Linked DNA regions of Homo sapiens: region 2 is linked to region 1. The links are chromatin contacts, found by Hi-C or POLR2A ChIA-PET in ENCODE. All regions are on one chromosome and are shown on one strand. The core of a region is the stretch at or near the end of the contact, and the rest is flanking DNA. Distances in the headings are between cores, read along the strand shown.

Evidence for each region. Hi-C counts contacts between places; a loop is a spot of excess contacts on that map. ChIA-PET counts read pairs that join two places held with the same protein, here RNA polymerase II (POLR2A).
Region 2: a loop to region 1 is called in a map of mucosa of descending colon, with 33 times the contacts of the local background. The contact joins the promoter of EIF4A2 here to the enhancer-like site in region 1. A Hi-C loop is called at or near these places in 1 of 168 maps with a recorded cell type or tissue (mucosa of descending colon). POLR2A ChIA-PET finds 5 or more read pairs at or near these places in 1 of 52 experiments (BJ).

The regions. Positions count from the first base shown.
Region 1 is chr3:185,329,867-185,337,825 of GRCh38, reverse strand. It overlaps a transcript of MAP3K13 not described here. Among named protein-coding and RNA genes, the nearest start is that of MAP3K13, 29 kb to the left of the region's middle. RefSeq lists an enhancer at 5,141-5,200. Within about 2 kb of position 5,290, at least 5 of the 41 ENCODE cell types and tissues checked have a DNase peak (open chromatin) inside an H3K27ac peak, as active enhancers do.
Region 2 is chr3:186,779,699-186,787,657 of GRCh38, reverse strand. EIF4A2 (eukaryotic translation initiation factor 4A2) reads right to left here and starts at 4,081. Exons shown (of 11, transcript NM_001967.4): 1 at 4,019-4,081; 2 at 3,181-3,226; 3 at 2,962-3,094; 4 at 2,557-2,696; 5 at 1,607-1,775; 6 at 1,385-1,494; 7 at 1,013-1,156; 8 at 394-531; 9 at 74-163. The coding sequence starts at 4,047. SNORD2 (small nucleolar RNA, C/D box 2) reads right to left here and starts at 2,862; the gene lies at 2,793-2,862. It overlaps SNORA63B (small nucleolar RNA, H/ACA box 63B), which reads right to left and starts at 1,335; the gene lies at 1,211-1,335. MIR1248 (microRNA 1248) reads right to left here and starts at 986; the gene lies at 881-986. It also overlaps SNORA81, SNORA63 and SNORA4. RefSeq lists an enhancer at 3,176-3,405.

The sequences.
Region 1 (7,959 bases), core at 4,041-6,540:
CCCCCACCATATTATTAAATTCTGAAAACTGGACAGACAATGGAAAGACAGCCTAGAGGTGAGGCCCAGTAGTTCTTAAACCTTCTGATTATAAATAATAAAGAATCAGGTTGCTAGAAAAGAGATCAAGTTTCAGTGACTAGGTCCAGGTTAATAAGTATTAGAGTTATATAAGCCTCTTTCCTTTCACCTCCTACAACCCCCTATATGCCTTCTGTGGAATTTCTCATCTTCTAAACACCCATTTTATGTTAACACAGGCCCGAAATCAGTTTTCAAGTTCTGATGTGAAATTCTTTTCATTATCATCTGCGTTGGCATTCTGCCTCCACTTATTTGCCTAAGTGTTTCTCTTGCCCATTTTTCTTAGATGAGATGTGTCATAAAATACCGTAAAGCGTGTGTTTACTTTGTGTTGCCTTTATTGAAAATTAGAGAAAAGGCTGCTGTACTTTCCAGGTGTTCTGTGAGTGTCTGTGAAACATCCTGTGTAAGTTGCTTCTTCTAAGTTTGTATTGCAAGTGTATTTTGAAATGAATTTTACCAGGATTCATCACATCATTTTGCTATGGAAACCACTGCTACGCATCTCACAACATGGCATTAAAGACCGAGTCATTAGGCCGGCTGCGATGGCTTACACCTGTAATCCTAGCACTTTGGGAGGCTGAGGTGGGAGGATCACTTGAGCTCAGGAGTTCAAGACCAGCCTGGGCAACATAGTGAGAACTCATCTCTATTTTTATTTAAAATTTTTTTTAAAAAAGATTTAGTCTTTAAATTACAGAGTCATGCTCAAAGTAGTATATTTTATTGTTTCATTATAATCACGTTTGTTGTTCTGTGAGGAAGGCAGAATGAGATATTATTATCCCATTTTCCAGGTTGAGGAGCTGAGACACAGACAGATGATTAAATAAGATGGCACATGAGGAAGTATCTAGGACAGATCCTGGTGTACATGTACATAGATACAGACATAAACACACATATATTCATACTTTTTTTGTAATAAGGGGAGGGCAATAATTTTTTTCTTTAAAAGAGTATATTTTGCTATCAAAAGGCAAATTAGTGGCAGATCTAAAGTTAAAGCCTTTTAACTTCCAGTCATGTATAGTCTATCTAGTAAGCCCTATTCAGATGACATTGATGACATTTCCATATCTCATTATTAGCTTTCCACATTCAGGAGAAACTGATATCTATAACAGTAGTTCAATTTTAAAAATACAATCCAGAAATATTATTCCTTAAACTTTCTTTTCTTTTTTTTTTTTTTTTGAGACAGAGTCTCACTCTGTCACCCAGGCTGGAGTGCAATGGCGCCATCTCGGCTTACTGCAGCCTCCGCCTCCTATGTTCAAGTGGTTTTCCTGCCTCAGCCTCCTGAGTAGCTGCAACTATAGGCATGTGCCACCATGCCCAGCTAATTTTTGTATTTTTAGTAGAGATGGGGTTTCACCATGTTGGCCAGGCTGGTCTTGAACTCCAGACCTCAAGCTATCTGCCCACCTCAGCCTCCCAAAGTGCTGGGATTACAGGTGTGAGCCACCACACCCAGCCAATTTCTTTTCTTTTTATATTTATTCTGACATTACATTCCATTTTGACTTCTTTTTGAGATTTATTTTCCTGAACAGGATGGGCCTTGGGTCAAATTCTGGTTAAGGTGAAGTTTGGCCTCTACTCTCTCTTCTGGTTCCTCTCCTACTTCTTATGTGACAACTCATATTCCATAAAACTTCAGTTCATGGGCAGCAACAGCAGGTAGGGGAATCTGATTCATCAGTAAACTATGAGTCAGAGACCAGGCATGCTACAGAATCTAGAATGCATAAAGACTGTCAGTCTACAGCCCTTCAAGCCATTAGGAACTAGGACTATAGGAGCTGAGTACAGAGAAGCAAAGGGTTAATAACCTGGAGTTTGCTAGGCAGTGAGAGAGGAGGGCTGAGCAGGCCAAGCCAGTACAGTTGGCCCTCCTTATCCTCCTCACTATCTGTAAATTGAAAATATTTGGGGAAAAAATTGCATCTGTACTGAACATGTATAGGCTTTCTTATTTCATAAATAATAAAGTATAACAATGATTCACATAGCATTTACATTGCATTAGGTATTATAAATAATTAGAGATGATTTAAAGTATATGAGAGGATGTGCATAGGTTACATAGGTTTTATATAAGGAATCTGAACATCCTTGGATTTTGTTATCCCTAGGAGGTCGTGGAACCAATCCTCCACCGATACTGAGGGACAATATATATGGAACCTGCAGCAAGGAAAATGAAAAATGCTTTGCACCTTTAGTCACTCTTTGCCCCTCTTACTAGGGTGAATTCTGCTGTAATGTGACATTAGCCTAGAGTAACTGCAACAGTTGGCTGGCCAACCAGCAAATAGGGGATGGGGTGTAATCACAGCTCTTTGGGCAGAAGGGTTTTCTTTACTCGAGTTGTTGAAGGGAAGGGGATCCAATTACATTATTTTGTATCAAAGAGGGGGCTTATTATAGCTCTCAAAAATACTATATTTTGAGGAGAGAATCAAAGCAACACTTCTCCAAGTATGTTCCATGTTCCAGATGAATAAAGGATTCTGTGATCAAACACTTTAGAAAATGCTGCATGGTCCTCTTACTAGAAACATTAACATATTAAAGGTCCTAAGAAGTTCTTGCAATAAGTTCATTTAATTGTATTTAATGTACTATTATGGTTAGTGCTTTTAGTGTCCTTCTCAAGAAATCTTTGCATAACCCAAGATTGCTGTTTTTTTTTTTTTAAGGTTTCTGGTTCTATGTTTAGATCTATGATCCATGTCTATTTATCAGTACATCCATGTCTATTGCAGTTTTGTGTAGAGTGAGAGAGGCATGAAATTTTTTCCCCCTATAAGAAAATCCATTTGTTGGCTGGGCGAGGTGGCTCATGCCTGTAATCCCAGCACTTTGGGAGGCCGAGGCAGGCAGATCACTTGAGGTTAGGAATTCGAGACTAGCCTGGCCAACATGGTGAAACACCGTCTCTACTAAAAATACAAAAATTAGCCACGTGTGGTGGCACTCACCTGTAATCCCAGCTACTCGGGAGGCTGAGGCAGGAGAATTGCTTGAACCCAGGAGGCGGATTGCAGTGAGCCGAGATGGCACCACTGGACTCCAGCCTGGGTGACAGAGCGAGACTTCATCTCAAAGAAAAAAAGAAAAAAAAAAAAAGAAAATCCATTGTTTCAGCAACATGTTAAAGAAAACTACTCTTTTTTCATTGAACTGACTCACCACCTGATCAAAAATCAATTGACCTTATATGTGTGAATCTATTTCTGATTTCCCTATTCTGTTCCACCGACAAATCTGCCTGTCCTCAAGGCAATATCACACTGTCTTGATTATTGTTTCAGAGTTAAGTGTTCAAGTCACGTATTATAAGTCATTTACCTTTTTGTTACTTTTCAAGATTGTTTTAGCTATTGTATATCTTTTGTATTTTCACAAAAAATTTAGAAATAGCTTGTCAATTTCGTCAATATTGCCTGCTGAAATTTTGATTGGGAATGCATTAGATCTACAGACTGATTTAGGGAGAAATGGCACCTTAACAATTTATATCCATGATCATGGTATATATATATTGCACTTTCTATTTCTGAGTTGTTAAGTTTTTCTCAGCAATGTTTTACAGTCTTGAGTATAGAGGTGTTGTGCTCTTTTGAAAGATTTATTCCTGTGTGTTAGGTATTTTTTCTTATTTTCTTTCTTTCTTTTTGAGACAGGGTCTCACTCTGTCACCCAGACTGGAGTGCAGTGGCATGACCATAGCTCACTACAACCTCCACCTCCTGGGCTCAAGCGATCCTCTCACCTCACCCTCCTGAGTAGCTGAGACTACAGGTGCGTGCCTCTATGCTGGGCTAATTTTTGTATTTTTTGTAGACACAGCGTTTTGTCATGTTGCTTAGGATGGTCTTGAACTCCTGAGCTCAGGCAATCCATCTGCCTCAGCCTCCCAAAGTGCTAGGTTTATAGGCATGGGCCACCACACCCAGCCTCTTTTTCTTTCTATTTTTTTCATATTTTTAATTTTTTTAAATGGATATGAAGTCTTGCTATGTTGCCCAGGCTGGTCTTTAACTCCTGGCCTCAAGTGATCCTCCGGGCTCAGCCTCTCAAAATGTTGGGATTACAGGCTTGAGCCCACTGTGCCCAGCCAGATATTTTTAATGGTGATATTTTCACCTATTTTAGCTGTTGTTTCTAGTATGATTTTTATGTTGACTCTAACCTGTGGCCTTACTAAGTTCATTAATTAGTTCAAGTTTTTTTTATAGATTGTATAAGGTTTTTTATGCATACAATCATGTCATCTGTTAATGACAGTTTTATTTCTTTTCTGCACTTTAGGTCTTTTAATTTCTTTTTCCTTTTTTGTTTTTGCCTTATCATACTAGCCCTATACTAAGTATCTAATATACATCATCTCATCTTTACAACAATCCAATGTTATTCCAATTTAACAAATAAGAAAATGTGGCTCAGAAAGGTTCAGTAACTTGTCCAATCAAGATTGCACAGCTATTAGTAGATCTAGAATTCAAACCCAGGTAGTCTTATTCCATACCTGTATGTACGACTACTAGACTAGCTTATAAATTTGGAAAACTCAAGGGCACAAGAACAAAAAATGTTATCAAATTAAAAATAGGAAAAAAATTCCATTACTGGCAAAGAATATGAAGAGTTCACAGAAGAAAAAGGCATTTATTTTAAATATGAAAAGATGCTCAACCCCTCTCATAATGAAAGAAATACAAATTAAAACTATGATAAAATGGTATAGCTGCTATGGAAAACGTATGGTGGTTCCTCAAAAAATTAAAAATAGAATTACCATATGATCCAACAATCCCATTGCTGGGTATATAGCCAAAAGAACTGAAAGCAGGACCTCAAAGAGATATCTGCACATCCATGTTCACAGAGGCCTTATTCGCAATAGCCAAGAGGTAGAAGCAACCCAAATATCTATTGATGAATGAATGGATAAACAGGACATGGCATATACATACAATGGGATATTGTTCACCTTACAAATGAAGGAAATCCTGCCATATACTACATCACGGATAAGCCTTGAGGACATTAGGCTAAGTGAAATAAGCCAGCCACAAAAGGATAATTACTGTGTGATTCCACTTACATGAGATAGCTACTAGTCATTCATTGAAACAGAAAGTAGAATGGTAGTTGCTAGGAGTTAGCAGGAGGAGGAAGTGGAGAGTTGTTATTTAATGAGTATAGAATTTCAGTTTCACAAGACAGAAGTGTCCTGGAAATCTGTTGCACAAGAACGTGAATATACTTAACACTACCGAACTGTACACTTAAAAATGGTTACCTATGTTATAGGATTTTTAACCACAATTAAAAATGAAAATTAGTTTTTAAAACTTCAACACAAATTTTATTGTAAATTCTAAAAAACAAACACTATGCTGAAACCATTATTTAACCTATCAAACTGGCAAAAATCCAAAAGTCTGATGATTCTGTTGGCAAGGATATGAGAAACAGTACTCTTATAATGGGGGGGGGGAGTACACATTGGTACAATCCCTAAAGAAGGCAGTTAGGCAATATTTATGATACCTTTTGATCCAGTAATTCTACTTTGGGGAATTTAGTCATATGGATATACTGTATGCATGTATAAAATGATACATGTACAAGGCTATGAACTTCAGCATTGTTTACAATAGGAAGACACTGGAAACAACCAAAATGTCTATCAACAGGTGACTGGTTATATAAATTACAGTACATCCGTACAATGGATTAGTAGGCAGCTATTTAAAAATGAGGACACTCTCTATGTACTTACATGGAAAGAGATTCAACATATATTACAACTGAAAACATTTAGAACATTACGTATAATGTTATGTGTAAAAAGGAGGGAAATAAGAATCTATTTATACTTTTATATTTCCTTACTACATATATCAAGAAACTCTGGAAAGATACATGGAAAAATAATAGCCGTGGTTTGGGGACCCTGAATGGGAGCTGAATGGATGGAGAACTGGCTGGAGTGGGAAGTTGATATGTTTTGGTCTTGGAAATGTGAATATATCATCTATTCAAAAAATTCCTATGGTTGGAAATAAATTTTAATGACACCAGTTGTCATACAACGATTTACCAAGTGTCTACTACATGTCAAGCAGGCACTATCCTAGGCACTGACAATATGGCCCTGAACAAGACAAAGTTCTTACATTCTAGAGGGAAAGACCAAATATATATCCTACATAACACAACACACACACACATACACACACAGGCATACATATATGTACACACATTTTTTAATTTATAAAATAAATACTGCCAGGTGGCTACTTAAAAAAAAAGAAAAGAAAAGAAAAGGCCAGGCGCAGTGGTTCACGCCTGTAATCCCAGCACTTTGGGAGGCCAAGGCAGGCAGATCACCTGAGGTCGGGAGTTCGAGACCAGCCTGACCAACATGGAGAAACCCCATCTCCTTACTAAAAATACAAAATTAGCTGGGCATGGTGGCGCATGTCTGTAATCCCAGCTACTGGGGAGGCTGAGGCAGGAGAATCGCTTGAACCCGGGAGGCAGAGGTTGCAGTGAGCCGAGATCCCACCATTGCACTCCAGCCTGGGCAACAAGAGTGAAACTCCGTCTCAAAAAAAAAAAAAAAAAAGGTAAATTAGGTTAAAAGAAAAAAAGTGTTATGGTGGAAGTGGAGTAGGGTGCCATTTTAGTTAGGGTAGTCTGGGAAGGCCTCTCTGAGGAGGAGCTATTTGAATAGAGACCCGAATGAAGGCTGGGAAGAAACAATGAGGGGGAAGAGCTTTCTAGGCAGCAGCTGCCCTAAGGCAAGAGCAGGTCTGATGTGTTCAAGAGAAAGCAAAACACCTTTGTAGCTAGAGCAACCTGAGTGAGAACAATGGCAGGCAATGATGTAAAACACATGCTTGAAAGCCAGATCCTGAGGGCTGGTTTGTAGGGCACGAGCAGTGGTCTGGATGGTATGGGCACCTACTGGAGGTTAAAAACATTGTTTTCAAAGGGGCTTGTTACCATGCGGCTAGTACACACCTGTATGGCCTTCCAGGTTGTTAAAAGACTGAAACATTTCAAGTCCCATGAGAAAAATAGCTGCTTCCCTAGTAACAATGTTACCTGCCACACTGGCTTCTTTCCCAGGACACCCCCCAGCCCTCCACTCCTTCTCCTCAACCAACAAGTAAATGAGGAACTTGGCCCAGCAGAAGCTATTGACTTGGAGAAGTTAATCAGCTCAAGAGGCTAGAATCACGAGATTCAGAAAGCTAGAGGGTGAGTTAAGGTTTTCAGTTCATTGTAGCCCTAGAGCCTTAGGACAACGCGTCCTGGATTCCATCTCACCGAGATTCAGTTGGGGCCCAGCACCATGATCTGAGCTCCCGCTCAGTACAGCAGAAACAAGAAGCAGGATAGAGAAACAGACTGAGGTCTGAGATGAAGACAGAGGAAGGGGAAACCCAGTGAACGTCTATATAAATAATCTCTCTTCTGAGCACTCCTCCAGTGATTTGAAAGGCTACTGGCTAGGCCGGGCGCGGTGGCTCACGCCTGTAATCCCAGCACTTTGGGAGGCCGAGGCGGGTGGATCACGAGGTCAGGAGATCGAGACCATCCTGGCTAACATGGTGAAACCCCATCTCTACTAAAAAAAAAAAAAAAAAAAAAAAAAAAAAAAAAAAATTAGCCAGGCATGGTGGCGGGCGCCTATAATCCAAGCTACTTGGGAGGCTGAAGCAGGAGAATCACTTGAACACGGGAGGCGGACCTTGCAGTCAGCCAAGATTGTGCCACTGCAGAGCGAGACTCCGTCTCAAAAAAAAAAAAAAAAAAAAAGGCTACTGGCTAATTCGACCTTTTATA
Region 2 (7,959 bases), core at 2,832-5,331, 1.5 Mb before region 1:
AAAGGTTACTTAAAAACCTGCCCCCCAAAAAGCTAACTTTTGGTAGATTTTTAAAAAGCATTAAGAGACTTACCAACAAGTCAGTAGTGATCAGAACACGACTTGACCCTGACCGGAATTCCCTCATGATAACATCTCTCTCCTTCTGGTCCATGTCACCATGCTGCAAATTAATAAACCTTAATTCAAGAATCACCAGTCAGGTCGGTATTTAATTTTAATCAACATGTATGAGACCAAGCGTCCCTGGCTGCTACAGGAGAATAGCAGACAGGTATAGTTAAGAAACAACTTTATTTTAAGCAGGGGGAACGACAACACAGCACTTAGCAGCTATATTGTAGTCTGAATCCTGCTTTAGTGGAAATCCAGACATTTTAGAACACCTCTTACCAGAGCAGAAACTGTGAAGTCTCTGGCATGCATCTTCTCAGTCAGCCAGTCCACCTTGCGCCTCGTATTGAGAAAAATAACAGCCTGTGTAATGGTCAGTGTCTCGTACAAGTCACAAAGTGTATCCAACTTCCATTCCTGTAATGTTTAGAAGTTAAAGTTAACAGTCATTTAGTTTTTCCAACTCTTCAGTTAAAAATTCATTCTGGGCCAGCCACAGTGCTAATGCCTGTAATCCCAGCCCTTTGGGATCCTAGCACTTAGAGCCCAGAGTTCCAACCAGACCAGGGTTTCAAGAAAGTGAAACTGTCTCTACCCAAAATACCAAAATTGGCCAGTCTTAGCCAGTCTCATAACCCAGTCTCAAAACGTAGAAATTATAAAAATTAACTTCATTCTGTTAGGTCTAATGAGATATTGCACCAAATCTTAAGACAAAGGACATTGGACATTAAGAAAGAGGTCCACCCCAGTCTTTACAATCTAGTGCTGTTACTTTTCTTCTTGTGTGTACTCTGCTAGCATTATTGCAAAAACCAAGACATGGTCCTAGTGTCTGCAATTTTAGCACAGTGCTTATACAAGAAGGTAAAATAATGTCTAACAATCAGACAGTTACCTCTCTCTCAACATTAATATAAAACTGTTTGATTCCTTCAAGGGTCAATTCTTCCTTTTTCACCAGAATTCGAATTGGATCTCTCATGAATTTTTTGGTCACTTCCAACACATCAGTTGGCATTGTGGCAGAAAGCAACACAACCTTAAAAAGAGAAAATTATGTTGTAGCACAACTTACACATTAATACCCAAAGGAAAATGTCTGAAGCCAAGCGTCTCTGTCTTACTACGGAATGAAGGTAGACAGAGTTATGCATCAAGTGCTTTAAGCAGGGGGAACGACAACAAAACACATCAGTTGTATTGTAACAGTACCTGCATTAAATAAACCCCATCTCTACCTTTAAGAGGGGGGTGAAGTAATGCTTACCTGAATACTTGTGTTTAGTTTTTGGAAAATCTCATAGATTTGATCCTTAAAACCACGGCTCAACATTTCATCTGCTTCATCCAAAACAAACATTTTGATCCATTTTGGAGCTGTTAGAAACAAAGTCATACTGTCATTTCTAGATCTACTCAGTGATACAATTTGACTTTTCAACTATGTTAACAGTTTTAAAAAAAATACTCTCTTAAAGACAATACTTACAAAGGTATCTTCTGTTTAACATATCAAACACTCTCCCGGGTGTACCAACAACAATATGTGGTGCTTCAGCCTGCAGTTTTTGCATTTCATTTCGAACATTTGTTCCACCAATGCAGGCATGACAAGTGGCTCCCATATAGTCTCCAAGTGCCAGAATTACCTTTTGGATCTAAAACCCAAGCCTTAATTATTATTCCGCAGAACTCCAGGATCAATGACTAATTTTTAAAGCATAAAGGCAAATATAATCTGGTCTGCCAACAGCTTTTATGCATGCACAGCACAAAACTACTTCCAAGCTTAAAATGCAGACGACCTAACTGCTGCAAGGTAAAATTCCCTTAATGTCTTTCTTATGCCTTGTCAAACTTGGGATGCTGCTGCTCCACGCATCAGCTAGACAATCCAAGAATAACGTTTCCTACATTATTCTTCACTGTAGGTAGGGAGTACGTAGTGAAATTTATGTTCTGTAATTACAGCTAGGGCAAATGATTTTTTTCCCCCAGAGGGTATTGTGCCTTATATAATCCTGACCTCAATAAAGCCTACAGCTTTATTAGGAAGGTTTACTTCAAAGCCAATATAGCAGTGAGCTTTGAAAACATAGCATGCAACAGATGCATCACGAACTACGGAGACAGTCAAATGGTAACATGTCACTGCAGTTTTCATGTTGCACAACTGCATTCAAACTTAAAAAATGGGGACAGATCTAGTACATCCAAGAGAGCGCTTCGGATTCTCAATCTATTAGTATACAACCCTACAAACCATACCTGCATACCCAGTTCTTTTAAAACTTTCAACAAAAACTCCCTGCATGCATGGACAATTAAAAGGAGGGATCTGGTAGGACCAATTTATACTAAGTTTTAAATTCTTCACAGTTGTGAAACCTGAAACCTATGCAACACGCAAGCAGTTTTTTTGAACTACACTATCAATACCTGTTGAGCCAGTTCTCTGGTGGGGGCCAATACTAGTGCTTGGGTCTCCTTGAACTCAATCTCCAACTGTTGCAGGATGGAAATAGCAAATGTGGCTGTCTTGCCAGTACCTGACTGAGCTTGAGCAATCACATCATACCCTAAAAAAAGTAGGATACACATTTACCGATCCCACATCAAATTGTCACTTCTACTTCACACCATGTATTCCATTTGGAACATTATGCCCAAATAATCAAGTGATCAGCAATGAGTATTCTCTTCATTTCAGGTCAGTCCCGAAAGATGATTGCCATCATTTCACTTTAAGGAATACAAACAGGTGCTAGTCCCCCAGAGGTTACTTTCCCTTTTATGGTTCATGTCTATGTAGAACAATTTCCTAAAAATGCCAGTTTCTTTTACCTTTAATACAGGGAATAATAGCTCTCTGCTGAATAGCGGAAGGCTTCTCAAAACCGTAAGCATAGATGCCACGAAGGAGAGACTCCTTTAAATTCATATCATCAAAGTTATCAACAATCTCATTCCAGTTGCTCTGTAAGTTAGAAAAAATAATGCACGCATAAATGAGATGAACACACTCACCTTTCCAAAGCTTCAAGATCCACAACCGTTTCTTACCTCGATGACACCATCGGGGTCCATTCCCTCTGGGCCGCCATGTTCTCTGCTGACAAGAATACTGCAGTCAGACACCCCTTCCAGGCCACCTCAACTGCACCTTAAGCGCATAGCCCTTTGCAACCCGTCTCAGCACGTTAGCCTCCCCTGCACAAGCTAAAGCAGCAGCCTCAGGGCGAATATCCACACTGTGCGCCTTCCCTAAAGGTTGGGGCCTGCGGATGCCCGGAAAGGCAGCCCCCCAGGCCCGAGCGCATGGCGATCCCGTTTCAACTGCGGAGCGTCTCGCGAGAGCTCGGAGCGCCGAACTCCGCCCCCAACAATGCGCAAGCCGGGTGATTGACGCGGGCGGAGCGGCCTGGCGAGGGCGATGCCAACGGTTCACCGGCACCGGTCCTGTCCCGTCGCCTCCGCGCCGTGGCCGAGTGGAGACCGCTGCCTCCAACCCTTCCCCAAGTAAAGCCTAGGACCCTCCCCCAACTCGTGTGGATGACCGAAAATAAAGCTTCGGGTCCTGGTTACAGTGTACCGAACTCGGACTGCGCCACGGCTTTTTACTCCATGTTTCCCGTGCTCTACACTGGGAAGGAAAGCAGCCGAAGTTTCGTAATGTCTTAGAGAGGAAAAACGCCCTTTAGCCACTGCTTTCGCACCACCGTCCTATCTCCCCACAATCCGGGCCCTACCCATCATGGAAGCTTCTGGAAGGGCACAGGAGTGCTGTACCCTAAGAAAACGTCCATTAATTTAGAGTTTTTGCCTCCGTGCCATCCACTATCATCTCCCCTGGCGCCCTATGACCTTCACTACAGACCGCGACCGCCAACAGACTGCATACCTGTTATAATCCGCGGAGCCACCAGACATGATCCGAAAAACCACTCAGCGCCCGACTGAAAAGACAGCGGCGCCCAACCACCCGTTTTTTATAGGCTCGTGGCCGGAACCCGTTTCTTGCGGAGGAATTTTCTCGCCGTGCTTCGGTCAGCTACAAAATTGTGATCCTGGGGTCGTTACCTCGGATAAAATCCTAAGCAAGTTGGTAGAAAAACCCAAATGTGGTAATTTCTCGATATTACAGGGTCGCTGGAAATCCTAGGGCCCGGGGTTGGGTTGGGACTCTTTACCTCGCGGCGGAAGAATATAGCTGCGGAGTTAGTTAAACCTCGCTTTCCCCGCCCGCCCTGCTCCTACGGGGTTTCCGCGTCCCTGACGCAGAGGCGGGCCGGGGGAGCCGCGCCGGAGCCGGAGGCGGAAACCGGAGATGCTGTTCGTCGGGCGGCCGGGGCTTCCCGCGGGTGACAGGTCCCGGCTCGCGGCTCGCTGCCGGCACTCAGGTGCGGGAGGGGAACTCGGTTATTCCGCTTGCTCCCACCGCTGTTTAATTCCACAATGAAGACCTGCCTGGCATTTAGCCCGACCGTTAACATCCATTCAGATCTTGGAAACGTAAAATTCCTGCTAGGGAAAATGTCGGCCACCCAGCGAGTCCCGGGAAGTCCGGTTTACCGGTACATTTTGCAGCGCGAGAAGGAAAAATGGAGTGTCATTTGCAGATGTCTCTGGAGTGGCCAATTCTATTCTCATATCATTTCCGGTCTCTCGCTTTCTTTTTAAGAGTGTTACTGATTTTAACCTAACAGGTGTGAGGAATGCCTGAAAAAAATCATAAACTTTTGCAAATGGATAGAAACTAAGCAGTAATTTTCCTTGGAACGCACGAATTTAAATGGACGCTTTGGCAGATACAGCTCTGTGCCGCTTTGGGACTACATCGGTTTTGATTCCGTCTATATTGGTCATTTTTTAAAGGCTGTAGACTTTGCCGATATATAGTGAAATGTTGATTTATTGAAATTCAGAGCAATAATATCCTTGCTGCGTAAACTGCACGGGTCTTTAAGCTCCAGACGTTTTCAATTAGCCCCATCTCAGGTCTCTCGACAAAAACAAAAAACAATATATGTAGTCATTTAACTTTAAAATACAACCCTACCCATGGTGCAAAATATCATCGAGACTATCAGGGTAACATTTTCTCATATTTCAGAAGGCCAACTTAAAGAATCATTACTGGGAAAGCTGACTCAATTTTCTATATTATAGAAGATATTCGGTTCTAAATACTACTTTTTTAATACAAAAATTATTTATTTATTTGAAAATTCTTATCGTGCCAGGAACTAGGACAAAGATTAAGAATACCAAGATGGCAAAGTGGGCCAGGCCCTCAGTCCAGTGGTACTGCTCCTCATTCATCCCTCTGTAATGTTCGAAATCCAGATTTGAGGTGATGCCAGATATTTTCTGAGAATGATGGTCGTCAGACATCCTTGTTGTCTCATCCAAAATCTACTAAAAATATCCTGAGATCTAAGAAATTGAAAAAATACTAAATCGAAAAAGTGACCAACCGTTTGGTTTCACTTGAGCCTTAGGGTGAAAACAATTGATCATAGGGTGATACCAATCAACAATTAACACTTAATCGTTGGTTGTTTTCTTTAGGATTAGCACTACACTAGATGGTGTAGGATTTTCAAGTCTCTTAAGAGGAAATAAAGGCTAAACTCTATGGTATAGGTTTACAAGTGCTAAGTAAGTTTCAAGGTAAGAAAACTTCAAATACAGTCAAAATCCACACCCACACTGCCTGTAACCTTACAGTGTATTCCTAATAAATGCAGTGATTACCACATTTGCGTGTGCTTACTAAATAGTAAATAACATTTGTAACTAATAAATGAATTAAAGATCAAAACGTATACTTTAACAAAGTTTTGCATATCAACACAGAGCGTGCTCTTTTAAATTTAAGTGATTCTGCTTACCTGGAATCTGAAATAAGATAGCCTTCTCAGTGAACTATAAATGCTTCTTTGTCAACCTTTAGTGTTTGAAATCATTTATACTGCAAATAATCCTAAAAGTCAGATTATTTCCCTATCTAAGCCAACTAAGGTAGTTTAGTTTTGCTCTTCAAGAGCCTCAGCTGACAATTCTAAAGCTATCTAGCAACCAGAGAAGCAAAGAATTAGTACAAATCTGTCAGTGCTACATGGAAAAACAATAACAAAACCTTAAAAGAATATGCTTTCAGACGGGCGCGGTGGCTCATGCCTGTAATCGCAGCACTTTGGGATGCCAAGATGGGCAGATCACGAGGTCAGGAGATCAAGACCATCCTGGCCAACATGACGAAACCCTGTCTCTACTAAAAGTACAAAAATTAGCTGGGTGTGGTGGTGTGCGCCTGTAGTCCCAGCTACTCCGGAGGCTGAGGCAGGAGAATCGCTTGAACACGGGAGGCGGAGATTGCACTCCAGCCTGGGTGACAGAGCAAGACTCTGTCTAAAAATAAATAAATAATAAAAAATATGCTTTGTGTTGATAGTGACATCTTCCTATAAAAAGTACCATGTACTCTCATCATTCAGGGCGCATTTGTATGCCATCTTGAGATTCTTACATTATTTTGAACCCATCAGTTGATTTTAAGTGATAGCTGCACATTTAAAGCGGTGTCTAGATAATCTATTGATATATAGACATTTGTTAAGGTATGTGTTTTGGATCTAATTATTACGTATTAATGTTGTTATTTAGTAATAATAAAGTATAAAGCACAAAGTATATAGTACATGCTGTCCTTACATCTGTAATTTCAGTGTTTAAAAATAACTGGGCCAGGCCCGGCGGCTCACGCCTGTAATCCCAGCACTTTGGGAAGCTAAGCCAGGTGGATCACGAGGTCAGCAGATTGAGACCATCCTTGCTAACATGGTGAAAGCCCATCTCTACTAAAAATATAAAAAATTAGCTGGGTGTGGTGGCATGTACCTGTAGTCCCAGCTACTCAGGAGGCTGAGGCATGAGAATCACTTGAACCCGGGAGGTGGAGATTGCAGTGAACAGAGATCGCGCCACTGCATTCCAGCCTGGATGACAGAGTAAGACTCCACCTTAAAAAAAAACAAAAAAACAAAAAAAAAACACTGCCCAGAGCTGGATAGAGATGGTGGTGCTACTCACCTCTTTTTCTTTTTCTTTTCCTTTTTTTCTTTTTTGGCAAACCCAGGATAATCTCTGTAACCTCTTTTTATTACACAGTTTCTGAGGAAATTAGAGGCTAGGTTCTGCTTGCCTGTGACCCCTGACGCAATTTGGAGGGTTGAACTTACTGCCATGTTCTTACACTATAACTTAAAAAACATTTGTGGTTGGGCATGGTGGCTCACGCCTGTGATCCCAGCACTTTGGGAGGCTGAGGCAAGCCGAACAATTGAGATTAGGAGTTCCAGACCAGCCTGGCGAACACGGAGAAATCCAGTCTCTACTAAAAATAAAAAAATTAGGCTAGGCATGGTGGCTCATGCCTAATCCCAACACTTTGGGAGGCCGAGGCGGGCGGGTCACTTGAGGTCAGGAGTTCGTGACCAGTCTGGCCAACCTGGTGAAACTCCCTTTCTACTAAAAATACAAAAATCAGTCTGATGTGGTAGTGTGCTCCTGTAATCCCAGCTACTCAGGAGGCTGAGGCAGGAGAATTGCTTGAACCTGGGAGGCGGAGGTTGCAGTGAGCCAAGATCACGCCACTGCACTCTAGCCCGGGCGACAGAGCAAGACTCCGTCTCGGTGGGGATAAAATACAAAAATTAGCCGGTTGTGTTGGCGCACACCTGTAATCCCAGCTACTCAGGCAGGAGAATTGCTTGAATTCGGGAGGCGGAGGTTGCAGTGAGCTGAGATCCCGCCACTGCACTCCAACCTAGGCGATGG